2 separate regions of the Homo sapiens genome follow, and region 2 is linked to region 1. A link is a contact called in ENCODE Hi-C data. All regions are on one chromosome and are shown on one strand. The core of a region is the stretch at or near the end of the contact, and the rest is flanking DNA. Distances in the headings are between cores, read along the strand shown. Region 1 holds the start of ZBTB20 (zinc finger and BTB domain containing 20). Region 2 holds the start of SIDT1 (SID1 transmembrane family member 1).

Region 1 (6,905 bases), core at 1,640-4,139:
AGAGATCCTCCCGCTTCAGCCTACCGAGTAGCTGGGACTACAGGCGCGCGCCACCACACCCAGCTGTTTTTTTGTATTATCTTCCCTTCCTTTCTTACCACATCTTGCTTATTTTATTCTTTTTCTCAATTCTGCTATTTGCTAACCAAGAAAACATCTCTCTTGATCCTTGACATAATTATGGAATTCTTGGTACATCTTTTGGGGTGTTTGTATCTGAGTGTGATCAAGGTATGTAGATGTGTAATGTAAATATGAAAATTGAGGGATTTCTTAGAGGCAGAAAGATTCTAATTCCAGTTTCTAATATCACACGAACAGGACATAACTACTACCTTAAATAGGGGCAGTAATACCTAGGGCTTCACCTTATCATTATTATTTGAATTAGAATATCTTGCATTGCTTTCCTAGTGTGCCCTATCATAATCTTAACTCTCATGCCAATAGGTTGAATAATACCTTTAAAATTTTGTTGAAAACAACAAGTTTTAAGAATGACTTGGAAGGAGTGGTCATTGCTCCTTGGAGAAGTTATAGGAGTAACTGTGTGAACGCCAATGTTAAATTTTACTGATTTTTCTCATGCGCTGCTGATTGTTCTGTATGGAATACTTATTATTCTTACTAAATCACTTTTTTTCTTTTTCATTTTTTTCTTTTTTTGTGAGACAGGGTCTTGCTCTGTCACCAGGCTGGAGTACAGTGGTGCGATCTCGCCTCACTGCAAGCTCTGCCTCGAGTTCCAGCGATTTTTCCTGCCTCAGTCTCCCTAGTGGCTAGGATTACGGGTGTGCGCCACCACATCCGGCTAATTTTTGTATTTTTTAGTAGAGACGGGGTTTCACCAGGTTGGCCACGCTACTCTCAAATTCCTGACCTCAAGTGTTCCGCCTGTCTTGGCCTCCTAAAGTGTTGGGATTACAGGTGTGAGCAGCTGCACCCAGTCAATATCACTTTTTAGCTAAGATTTATATATAAGTTTAAAAGTGTTTTGGCTTCCAAACTCACTAGCAATTCCCAGACTTCAAAATTGACACCACACACAGTAATTTTCTGGATTCTCAAAGCCTCATACATATAATCCTCACAAGATAGCTTTAATAGTATTAATGAGGTCAAGGCCCTTACTTTTTTTTTTTTCACCAGGGCCAATTTATTTTGCTTAGTTTCTGTCAAAGACCTCTAACCAGGCATCTTATGTGAAAGCATGCTGTACGTTCCAAAGAAGCCTGGGTTAAAATCCAGATGACTTAAGTCTATTGGAAATTATACATCAAATCCATGTCCTAGAAACAATGTCATTTTCAAATCCCAAGTACAGTGTATTCTTTGCATGCATGGTATTTTTGATAAAGTCTCTTATTTTGTGACAAAATATTGCTATATCAGCTGCCTAAAAAAGTGCAACTTAGTTTGGCAGTAATTATTTTTTTTTCTTTGTATAGTGAAAAGCGATTTCCCCAACCCTCCCATCTTGGCCCTTGTAAGAAATCCTTTTTAGGAATCTATCCTGGGCTTCCTGCTGGACTTCAGCCTCATTTTTTTCTCCAATGCCTGAGTACTGGACCAATATTTGGTAAGAATTTGGCTCTGGGGAGTGCTATGTTGAATGACAAATGGTTGAGGACGAAGATTTTATTGAAGCATTTGAACCACACTTAATTTTCCGTGTTGCTTTATTTGTTCCTTTTACCACCCAGGATATTGAATTCTGTGGGCTCTGGTTGAGTCGTTGGTACTTCAGGCGTTCAGTAATAAGAAACATAATCTGCTTTTTCCGGCAGGATAATAAATCTCATTTATATTAAGGGAGGCTTACTCCAAACTCTTTTACATAGTATTTTTCTAAATCTTCTGCATGAACAAATTCTTCCTTGAGCCCTAGCACTGGGGACCCGGTCTGGCAACCTGCGCCCCATTCCGCGGGAATCAAGCGTGACCCGGTGCGGCCTTGCGCGCTGCCGCCAGCCAGACCCTCCCTCCGGCTTTCCCACCCACCGCCCGGGATCCAGCCTCCATCCCGCTGCCTCAGCTGTCCAAGACAGCGACACCCCCCTCTCCGCTCCCGCGGCTCCCCCGGCGCAGCTCGCCGCGCCAGACAGCGGGTAACCGCCGCCTCCGCTGGGGCATCCCGGCTCCACAGGCCCAGCGCGCTCCAGACACCTGCCTCTCACTGGCCACCGCCGCTGCCCCTCACCCCGCAGCCCTCTCGGCAATTGGCCCCAGGCCGCCGCTCGTCATCCTCAGCCTTCTCCTAGAGTACCGCCTCCGTCGCCGGGTCATTTAAGTTTATCACAAATAAATAAATAAAGGAGGAAATAGAAATGCGTAGAAAGTAAAAGCAGTAGGGGGTGGGGGAGATGGGGCGTGGAGGAAAAGGAGGGAGGAGCGGAGGAGTAAGCAACCTAACCTGATTGCGCCTGTGTCGACCAATCATGGCTCACTCCAGTCCGGTCTGACGGGCTCCCTGAACCAATAGCCTTCCACCTCCCGGATCACTGAACAACGAGATACGATTGACCTTTTCAGAAAGGGTGAAGGTGCGGCGGGGGGAGGGGGTTGTGGGGGTGGGCGAAGTGGAAGGATTGTCCACCAATCGCCTGTTAATACTTCTCTGAGCGAAGTTTCCGCGTCCCAATGGATGTTTGAGATAGCGGATTGGGCCTCTTTTAGCCCAATCGAAGGTGACAGAGATGAGGGAAGAGGAAGAAAGGGGCGGGGACGGGGGGGCGGAGGGGAGAAGGAAGAGTGCATTTTGTTTATGGGCGGCAACCTCACGAGGGGCGTCCCATTCTCATTGGCTCACTGAAGCCAAGATTGGCGTGAGAGCTATCCTATAGCGGGGAGAGATAGAGGGTTCGCGGAGTGAAGCGTCCAATGTGGGCCTTCTGCCGAAGAAGTAGGGGCGGGGGGAAGTTTAGGAGTTGAGGAAAGAAGATTAAAGAGCGCGAGGAGGTAATGCCACAAACTCTAATTTGTTGTGGGACGGGCGGGAGAGAGGGAGGAGTGTGTGCGTGCCGAGGGGGATGAGGCGTCTGCGAGGCGCCTGGAGTGGGGGGCGGCGGGACTGGGAAGGAGGGGAGCGGGGTGGGGTTGGGGGAGCGAGTTACAGAGCGGCGAGCCAGCGGGCCCTGAGCTGGATGAGCGCGCGCGCCCCCGCGCCCCGCCCCGCCCCGCCCCGCCCGCGCCCCCTCCCCCGGCGCCCTTCTTAGCGCCCGGCGGCTGCCTCGCCCGACCCGGCGGGGAGGTGGGAGGGAGGCGCGGGAGGGTCGAAGGGTGGCGGGGCGGGCGGGACGTCCCGCAGCTGGAAACGTGTCTTCTGCCTTCTTCTCTCTACTCCCTGCGCCTGGAGCCGCTGCTTCCAAGAAGAGGAGCTGAGGGGGACTAGCCGGGGCTCAGGAGCTGCTAGAGGCGCCCGCTTGTCTTCTGCCCCCTCCCTCCTCGCCCTCCCCCGCTTGCCGTGGCTCTCGCGGTCTCTGGAGCGTCTTCAGAGAACTGGGGGGCAGGAGGTGTCCTGGCCCCACAGCCGCTGGATGTCTCTCCAGACGCCGGAGCTCCCGGCCCCCGCCTGCTTCGCTTCTACGACTAGAGAGGAGGGGGCTTGGGAAGGGAAGACACACCTTTCCTTCTTTCTCTTCTTTGGGCCACTTCGGAAACATTAAAACATGTTAACACTTTTTGATTCCTGATATAAAAATGGTTGGAAGGTTCTTGAAAGTTTAAAACAAATGCCGTCTCTCGTACACTGTTTAATGTATTCCTGTCTGTGTGGCTTTTGGGTCCTCCCCCCACCCCCCGCCCCCAGCTGTTATCCTTTTTAAGGATGCTGAAGAGGCAGGAGGCAGGGATTTTCTAAAAGTTCTATTGATAAACACACTTGCACAAACATATGCTAGGCACACACACAAACTAAACATTAGCGAAAAACACAATATGGCGTACAGCTACGGTACCTAGCGCGGTAATCCGCTGATCTCTCACTCCGAACTGGGTTGAATGAGGTCAGTAGCAGGATGACAGCTCTCCAATGAAAATCTGAATGAATCAGGAAGTAGTTTGGAAGCTTGCGGGTGTAGTACTGTCCTCAGAATCAGCATTGGCCAAACCTAAGTTGAACATGTTACCTTTCTAGACATGTGAAAATCTTCTCCACTGTTTTTTCTATTAAAAATACCAAAAGGGTGCTAAAGTCAAGTTTCCTCACTGCGTGGCGGTGTATACATTTCAGCTAAAAAAATTATAGAGGCCATTCACCCAATGTTTTCAAGTGAACGCTATTCTGAAGTTACTGTTGTAACTTGTTGCCATTGAAAGTTTTAAAACACAATTACCATTTTATAAATAAATAGCTGTAGACACTAAATTTAAGTGATAACCAGTCATCTTTAAATTTATAATGGTTTGTTTTCATTTCTGTTCATGCTCCCAATCCCAAGTACCCTTTGCTATTTTGTGGAAATATTTATATAGATCCCCCTCCACTCCCGGTCACATACAGTCAGCCCTTCCTGTGCCTGGGTTCTGCATCTGTGGATTTAACCAGCTGCAGATCAAAAATATTTTGGGTGTGGGGGAATAGATGGAATAGAATATATATAGTTTTTTTCTTGCCACAATTCCCTAAACAATACAGTGTAACAACGATTTATTAATACATGGCATTTACTTGTATTAGGTGTTATAAGTAACCTAGAGATGATTTAAAGTATGTGGGAGAATGTGATTAGGTTAAATGCAAATACTACACTATTTTATGTAAGGGACTTGAGCATCTGTGGATTTTGGTTTCCTAGAGAGGTCCCAGAACCAATCTCCCATGGATACTGAGGGTCAACTGTAAGTTTGTCCAGTCAAGATGTGGCTACTTTTTGCTTTTTTGCTTTAAAATGAAGAATCTGTATTTTTCTAGTGAAAGAAAAAAAATTACATTGATTTTCATGCCTTTGTTCTTTGTGATTCTTAGAATATATCAAAGTTGTTGCACACATAGTGCATGGTGATATCCCTGTGCCATCTTTCCAGTAGTCTCCCAGGAAAGCTTTTGAAATTGCCCTTGAGGAATTGCTGATGTAACTGTTCAGTACTCAAGGCTTAATTTTCAAGATTGGGGTTTTGATTTTTATGGAGCTCAATTTTGGAGGGCCTTAGGTTTGGGGACACATGGTGTTGAAGTAAACAGGTGAGAAGAAGAAAAGTGAGATTTCTAGAACTATATTAGCTGCTCAGTGAGTTGGGCAATTGGATATTTTTGGTTTTATGATTTCAGATTTTATAGACCAGTGGAATACAGGCCTTGTGCATATGAAGATCAGGTGACAAGTTTGCTGCCTACCAGCCTCCACAGCAATATGCCCTTTCACGGTGAGGTCCTAATTTTAACAAGCTAAAGAAAGTATCAGGTTAAAAATTGTCAAATTTTATCCATTTCCAGGAAGAAGTCTTTATGCTTACCCATCTAGGCCCGTGTTTTAAGATTACTACAAAACCAAGAAAATGCACATATAGGTCATGTGTACATTGACTAGCTACTAAAAGAAAATACGAGATTAAATGGAATACTAGAGGAAAGAGAAACTTTCATGTGAGGGCTATAATTGGGGAAGGGGGTGTTTAGAACTACCAGTTGATGTGATGCCAGTTTCTTCTATAATTGGATCAGAAAGTTTTTGAGGCCCGCAAACATCTAATTCCTCTTGTTGTCCTGTTAATAAGAATTTGACTACTTGGTATAGGAAGAAAATCTAAGGAAAAAATATTTTAAGCGAATCATTTTTGTTGCATTAGTGAAAGTTTTCAGAAGACTTTTTAGACAAATTGGACTTTCTAGTAAAAAGGCTAGTCTGAATAATTAGGTAAATTGGACTTTCTAGAAAAAAAGGCCAGTCTGAATAATTAGGTTGTTTTAGAAGGGCAATAAAAGCTACAGCTAAGTTCCTGCGATCTATAATTTATAAAATAATTACATATTATTTTGAATAACTTCACAGAATCAGTGGCAAGCAGAGACTTCTTCAAAAACATTTGGAATACGGAAGTAGAGATTGATGGGCTTTGCTTTAGTCTCTGAAATAATCATATTTTTCTGAAATGGATGGTTAAATTTATCATATTGTTCTAGACACTTGGAGTGTAATAATGAACAAGAGAGAAAATTGCCTGCCCTTGTGGAGCTTACATTCTAATGTCACACACACTTTGTGCATTTTAGATTGTTAGGGGAGGAGATTTTTTAATGAAACTTTAAAACCTAGCTGCTTTCTTGTCTTAGGAACTACAGTTTGAAAGAGCCTACAGAAGTTTGAGAAGGAGGAAGGTGTTTACCAGTTGGCAGTGATAGGAAAGAAAGATCTTAGTTTATTTCTTATTTGTACCTTTTGTTATTGTCATGAAACTTTCTCCATATATTTCAGTTGGTAATTTTAACAGATAGGGATTTTTTTCATGATTTTAATAATGTCTTTGAAATTAATAAAACGTTGCTTTATATTAAAAAAATCTTGTGTCTTGAAAGTTACTATAAAATTCCTACATAGTATTATCCCGTTAGCAAAGTATGGTAAAACAAAAGCTAGAATATCTGTTAATTTTTGGTTGGGATTTGTTTTTAGGAACATATCTGAAAAATCAAGTACCTAAATCTTTTTCAGTTCTGGGTTTCTTTTTCGTTTTTTGAGATGGGAATCTCCTTTTATTGCCCAGGCTGTACTTTAACTCCTGGGCTCAAGTGATCCGCCCTCCTGCCTCAGCCTCCTAGTAGCTGGGACTAAGGTGCATGCCACCATGCCTAGTTTCAGTTGTGATTTTATCAAGAGAAGGTGAAAATTTATTGTAATTAGTTTATAGGCGACATTAAAGAGGAGAGACCTGCAAAAAATGCTTTGTTATTTAAACCATTTTTTCAA
Region 2 (6,905 bases), core at 1,416-3,915, 1.6 Mb after region 1:
TCACTGCAGCCTCAAATTCCTGGGCTCAAGTGATCCTCCTGCCTCCGCCTCCTAAGTAGCTGGGACTACAGGCGCATGTGCCATCACACCCAGCTAATTTTTTAATTTTTTGTAGAGAGAGGGTCTCATTATGTTTTCCAGGCTGGTCTTGAACTCCTGGTCTCAAGCAATCCTCCCACTTTGTCCTCCAGAGTGCTGGGATTACAGGTGTGAGCCATCATGCCTGGCTTATAAACCTCTTATGTGCCATTCACTGTGCTAGGTACTGGAGGGCAGAGATGAACATGACTTTGCCCCTGCCCTCAATATCTCAAGGTTTACTAGGGAAGTCAACCAGGTGATCTCAAGTGCAAAACTCACACAGTACAAGGGGAAAATGTAAAGGCAACAATTCATAAGTAGATGCTCTATCTCTATGCAGAACTGCAAGAAATACCAAAGCCTGATGTCAGGATTTACTTAGCACATGTAATTTGAGTTTTCTTACCAATGATTTAGGGGGAAGCTGAGACTTACTCCAGAGATCATGGAGTTTTCAGACTTTTTTCTGCTCCCAGCCAATCACAGGACTAGGAACACACCTCACGTGCAACATGTCAACCAGTCGATGAGTTCTCCCACGCTAGATAGAAAGAGGCTGGGTATATGGCGTTTGGGAAACAAAAACTGCAGCCTCTCCCTTGTCTACCATGAAATGGCTCTGCATACAGCCACTCTGCTCACTACAGAACATATAACCTGAAGGTTACTGGAGGACAGAGCAGGGTGAGGGCTGTGCTGCCATGGTAACAGTGCCATAGGATTTGGTGCCACACTGGAGATGGGGCACTCAGGGCACTTTCTGGCTACACACAGCTGGAAGATGTCTAGGAGCAGTGTTAGGCACATTGGTCCCCCCTGCTCAATACAAACCACCCTCACTTTGGGAAGTGATGAGGTTTTCTAGTTCCGATCTGGAGTGAGAATCAGACGGAGGCATATCATGGTATCCCAATCATCTAGTTCTGGAATTTCCCTAGAGGGTAGGGGATGCTGGTATAGTAAGGGATACATAAACACATTTATATGGGAAGAAGATCCAGAGGTTGGTACACTGGGGAGTCTCTGTCTCTGTCTCTGTCTCTCTTTCTCTCTTTCTCTCTCTGTCTCCCTCTCTCTCCCCGCCCAGTGCTCCAGAGGTACCACACTAGAGGAAAGAAATGAACTATATGCATCTTCTTACGTTATATAATCGGAGTATATATGTCAAAGGGATAGTCACTGGAACATTTTTCCCTCCTTATCTTCCCTCAACTTTTGTCAAAAATAGGTCTAGAACTTTCACACAATTATCCATCCTTATTTAAAATCAAAACCTGGATTGATCAGCTGATGGCTGCAGTTCTCACGTCTTTGCCCAGGTCTTCTGGCGTCTCTGAAGCACAACGTGTGACAATGGCACAAAAACGCAGGAAGTGACTGTTGAATGCACAGAGGTTCTGCAGCTTCCGTCCATTTTCACACAATTTCCATTTTAGATTCTGAGCAGTTCTCCCTCCCCATGCGCTATGAAATAGAAGGGTCTGGCTGAATCAGCCACTTGAAATTAGGTTTCTTCCCTGCAGGGGATTAGGAACCGAGGTGCGGTTCTTCTTCGCACTCCACACCACACCCCGCAACCCTAGAAATCAGGACTTTCCTGGAGAAAGACCCAGCAGGGACCCAGGACCCGCAGACGGTGCGGGGAACTGGTGCCTCTGCAAAGCCCAGCAATGCCCTTGACCAGGCCAGGAGAGGCGCGAGGCGAAGCAGAGTTGTCCCCGAGGCGTGTTGAGGCAGCTAGGGCAGGGCAGCGATTGCTTCGGAGGAGAAAGGGAAAGAAAGTCCCCTGGTCCCCGAAGTCTCCCAAGGTCAATTCCCAGGGGACTCCAAAGCAGCGACGGGGCTCTGAGATCTGGCAAGTTCTAGGAGTCGAGCGAGGGGAGCGAGTGTCTTACCTGGTCGGGCTGGCTGGTGTAGTTGAAAGAGTAGATGTTCTCGGTGCTGAGGTTCACCACCCCGCTGTAGACATGATCGAAATCGGCGCCCCTGGCAGCGTCGAAGGGGTCGCGGCGCGGTGCCGGGGGCTGCCTGGGGGATTTCGCCGGGTGCCCGGGCGACGCCGCCAGCAGGAGCCAGGGCAGCGCGCAGAGCAGCGCGAGCCGCAGGCAGCCGCGCATGGTGGGCACCGCGCCCGGGCTCGAAAGCGGAGCCACCCTGGGGAGGGGGCGAGCGCAGAGAGGGTCCTTCCAAAGCCCGGTGCAGGGCCAGGCGTCCGCTTCAGAGCCGAGCGGGTGATGCCTGGCGAACCCAGCCGGCCAGGGCTGGCAGCGTGCTGACGAAGGGCCGATCAAATACTGATGCTGCCGCCTGGGGTCTCCACTGGAGGTCACGGGTGGAGAGTAGGGCGGACTGGAGAAGTGGAGATGTGGGGCTGCTGATTTTCCTCCGGCTTCTAAGTCCCCCGTTTCTCATCGCCGAGAATCCCCCCACTTACCCAGCCAGAATTTAGACCGATCTCTTCTCCCTCAACCTCAATAACAGCAATAATAAAAAGGCATTGGAGTCATTAAAAAGAAATACCCGCTAGTCTCGAAAAGTCAACCTGACGCCACATCGAGGAGGAAATTCGGTCTGTTTCAAATACGTGTGCACCCTGGCTGCAGGAGAAGAAATAGAAAGCAAAAGAGCCCGTCCCCCAAGAGGGTGCGCGAGTTCGCTTTCCCAGGCTGCTACCTGCAGAGAACTCTTGCCTGTCTGAACGATAATTACTCTCTATTCTCCCCTCTCTAATAGAACCTCTCCTCAGACACCTGTTTTATTTCTTTATTACCTCCTACTCTCCATGGAGAGTCTCACGTCATCACGTTCTCTCCCTCACCATATGTGTATGTATGTAAATATGTACAGTTAAAAAAAAAAAGATATGGTAAAGAGAACAATTTCCAGCACTGCCTGAAGTCTGGTCCCGGAAGTTGTCAAAAAACGACTCAGACTAACTAGATTTATGCAGAAGGCATTTCTTTCCACCCCAGCCTCTTACCTACTTTACCATTGCAATGACTTCTTCCAGATTCTGAGAGAAACCCCAGGATTGTTTTTTTAAAGGCAGAAACCACAGCCTATCGTAAAAAGGAAATACTTTTCTGATAAAAATTAGGGGATTAGATTTAAAGAGTTAAAGAGGCAGGTAAGGAGCAGGGTGAGAATGGGGCCATCAGAAGACCTTGCAGAACATTGAACAATCACAATTTACGTGTGGAAGAGAACTCACTGTTTTATTTCAGCTTCATTACTGTATACTATAAAAGAATGTAATTGTGTTCAACCTGAAGGACCATTTAAAAAGAAGTCATTAAGAAGGAAAAGATCTTTTTCAAAAATTTAAGATTACAGATTAAAATCCTAGTCCTTGCCATCTTTAAAGAGATAGATTTGTTTTTGTTTTTACCTTGTCTAATTCCTTTAATTTCTTAAAACATCAAGAATGAATGCAATACATTTGTTGTAAAGTTTTCTGTGAAATCAGAAAACAATGCTGATGGAAGATTAAGTTAGTAGACTCCTTATTAGGACAATTTTCAGTTTTAAAGTTTTGAATGTTCTTGGCCAGGTGCAGTGGCTCATGCCTGTAATCCCAGCACTTTGGGAGGCTGAAGTGGGAGGTGGGCTAGCTTGAGGCCATGTGTTCATGACAAGTCTGGGCAACATGATGAAACCCCATCTCTACAAAAAATACAAAAATAGCTGGGCGTGGTGGTGCATGCCTGTCGTCCTAGCTACTTGGGAGTTGAGTTGGGAGGACTGCTTGAGTCCGGGAGGTCGAGGCTGCAATGAGCCGTGAACACCCCACTGCACCCCAGCTTGGATGACAGAGCAGGACCCTATCTCAAAAGGAAGAAAGGAAGGAAGGAAGAAGGAAGGAAGAAAGGAAGGAAGGAAGGAAGGAAGGAAAGAAAGAAATTTCTTGAAAATATATGGGTATATGGGCAAAAATACTAATTCAAAGGAGAGTCTGGGGGTAAAACTTCAAATAGAACTCACTGTTTTTGAGGAGCATAACGAAATAATTTCATCCAGAATTTGAATGACTTTAAACTGTTGTATTCAAAATATCTGTGCCTCTTTTCAAAGTTCAACAACATTTCATAAACTTGAAATCTACGAAGGTCCTGGAGGTTAGCTGGTGTGACCAGTTAAAGGAGTCTCTAGGATTATGGAGTTCTATTATGGCGTTCTTTTTAAACACTATAAGAGATGAGGAACTGGTTCTTTCACAAGTCAACACCTTCTTTTGGGGGCAAGTGTCTCATTATTAGAAAGACATTTCATATTCTTAGTTGAAATCTGCCTGTCTTCTACTCACTTGTACTAGTTCTGCCCTCTGGAGTCATAGGAATAAACCTAATACTTCTTCCACATGACAGACCTGTGGGTATTTAAATGGTGCTATGACCCTTCCTTCAAGATTTTATCTCAACTTTACGCAACTAAATTGGAAGCAAATGGAACAGATCCTTCATCATAGCATGAAACCCAAAATATTTATTTTAAAGCCATTTGTATGGATTATCTATACCTAACAATTTGAGTTATATATTACAAGTCACTCTGTAATATTATCTAATCCTTATTCTAGCCAAAAGTCATTCAGTGACCTCAAGTAATTAACCTCTCAGGATCACAAGGTTGTTGTAAGGATAAAAGGGAGAATGATGTATTTGAAAGTACATTAAAAAGTTTAAAGTGTTGAATGAACAAATACTGTTATGGTGTGACTGCTAGTTCAATAGCTAAAAAATAAAATGTGGTCCATTAGGTAGGTGGTTTTTTTCTTTATTTTTAAAAGGAATTTTATTTTAAATTTTTGTGGGTACTTAGTAGGTGTATATATGTATGGAGTATATGAGATATTTTGATACAGGCATGCAATGCATAATAATCACATCATGGAAAACGAGATATCCATCACCTCAAGCATTTATCCATAATGTTACAAACAACCCAATTATACTCTTTTAGTGATTTTTAAATTTACAATTAAATTATTATTGACTATAGCCTGTTGTGCAATCAAATACTACACCTTATTCATTCCATTTTTTGGTATCCATTATCCATCCCCACCTTCCTCCCCCAGCTCTCCCACTACCCTTCCCAGCCTCTGGTAACCATCCTTCTACTCTCTTTCTCCATGAGTTCAATTGTTTTGATTTTAAAGGCAGTTTTTTTTTTTTAATATCTACAATGTCAGGATTCTACTGTGAGAGACTAAATATGCAAGTGGGCAATGGCCAGACCATAAATAGCAATACAACTAACTCTGACCCACAGTTTCTGCAGCAATCAGCTCAGGAAACAAAAACACTTTAGCAGCAACCAGTCCAAGAAATCAAACTACAACTGCTGCAGCAAATGGCCCAAAAGAATTAGGTCTTGCTCAATGAGTCAATTTCCCCAATTTTTGCCCCTGCTTCCAACTTAGGATCAATCAGAGAAAGTTAAATATGCTTCCCAAACCACAAAATGCCCTGCTCCTACTTAGCCTGCCTCCAGCTTCCAACAGCAAGATCCAGTCAGAGCATACCTGAAACCTTCCCCTTTTATAACTATGAAGTTTTCTCACTCCCCTTCCTGCCTTTGAGTCTCTACTAAGCAGAAGTGATGGTGGTCAACTCCCTTGCTAGAGCAAGCTCTGAATAATTAGCCTCTGTTTGTTTTCATTTGTGTGAGCTTCACTTGTTTCTGTAGTTTTCTTGAAGTTTCCACAGAGATACTGTCTGCACTGCATGTCACCATGGATCCCAGTTCTCTGCCAGGTGCAGTACCCACCAAGGCTTCTTGTGCCTCACTGCACACAGTTGAGTCTGCATTGACACATTGGGTCAGCACTGGTTCTGAACTCTGCTCTTTGATTTTGAGTTCTTTGGCTATTTAGTCTCACTTTGGTACCTAGGATTTGTTATCACTTCCCATTTGATTGGCATCTTTGGTGGAGTCAGGCTATTCCTTTTCATCTCTGTTTTCTCTCTTTTCTGCTTCTGTTTTGCATTGTGCAATCTGGAAGTGTTGTCATAGAGTAGAACACAGGCATAGGCCCTATAAGCCTTTAATTTGAGCTGTCCTCCCAGACCAATGTAGTTTTCATTTGACTGGCATTCATTTGGACAAACTTTGCTGTGGGTTACCAATAAAACTAGATAAGATTATCCTCTCATCTAGATTTTTGTTCTGAGAATTTGGTTTTGATCCAGAAAGAGCATTCTCTCTGGTGTTATACTTGCCTGGGGAGACACATTGTCAGGTGTGCATTTAGAGGCAACTCATCCTCAAGGTTGGGGGCTCAAGATACAAAGTACACAAGCTTTACTTTTAACTTTTGCCAGCTCTTATGGGACCATTTAAGTCAGATTTTTCCACTCCTACAGGAAAAACTCCTTTTTCCTATATATATATACTTATTCTAATTCTAATTCTAGTGCCCACCTCTCTAAATAGCATAATTTCACCAAAGATTATTTGGGCTTTCAATGGCCATGCTGGGAAACACTGGACTTAAACAATTATCTGAGAAGCACCTTAGAAAAGAAAGAGAAAATGATTTATCAGATGTAATGGATAATTTTCTAATTGGTATGCAAAAGTCTACAAATAAAACTCAGTTCTAAAATTGCTTCACTATAAGATTCTTTGGTTAAAGTGAATGAGCAATCTGATGACTTAAACAACAACAAAGTAGAATTATTTCCTTGGTAAATTCTACTCCTTTTTGGTTTCCAGTTATCACTCTATGTTCAGTTTTCCTTCTTCGTCTTTATTTTTCTGATATTTCTTTTTCTGCATCTCCTTCCTTGCCTTCCTCTCATGCAGACCACCTTCTTCCCCAA

Evidence for each region. A loop is a pair of places that touch in the nucleus more often than their neighbours do. Pooled maps may share reads with other maps.
Region 2: a map of CD8-positive, alpha-beta T cell shows a loop between it and region 1 (3-fold over the local background). The contact joins the promoter of SIDT1 here to the promoter of ZBTB20 in region 1. A Hi-C loop is called at or near these places in 3 of 168 maps with a recorded cell type or tissue (CD8-positive, alpha-beta T cell and naive thymus-derived CD4-positive, alpha-beta T cell), 4 of 37 single-sample maps with no recorded cell type and 9 of 50 pooled maps.

Annotation. Positions count from the first base shown.
Region 1 is chr3:115,143,272-115,150,176 of GRCh38, reverse strand. It overlaps ZBTB20 (zinc finger and BTB domain containing 20), which reads left to right and starts at 2,889. Exons shown (of 12, transcript NM_001348800.3): 1 at 2,889-2,958. RefSeq lists silencers at 1,894-2,113, 2,674-2,843, 3,154-3,423 and enhancers at 2,164-2,373, 4,104-4,213.
Region 2 is chr3:113,528,315-113,535,219 of GRCh38, reverse strand. SIDT1 (SID1 transmembrane family member 1) reads right to left here and starts at 2,665. Exons shown (of 25, transcript NM_017699.3): 1 at 1,977-2,665. The coding sequence starts at 2,198. RefSeq lists enhancers at 1,774-1,903, 2,374-2,703, 2,844-3,033, 3,054-3,273 and a silencer at 2,054-2,103.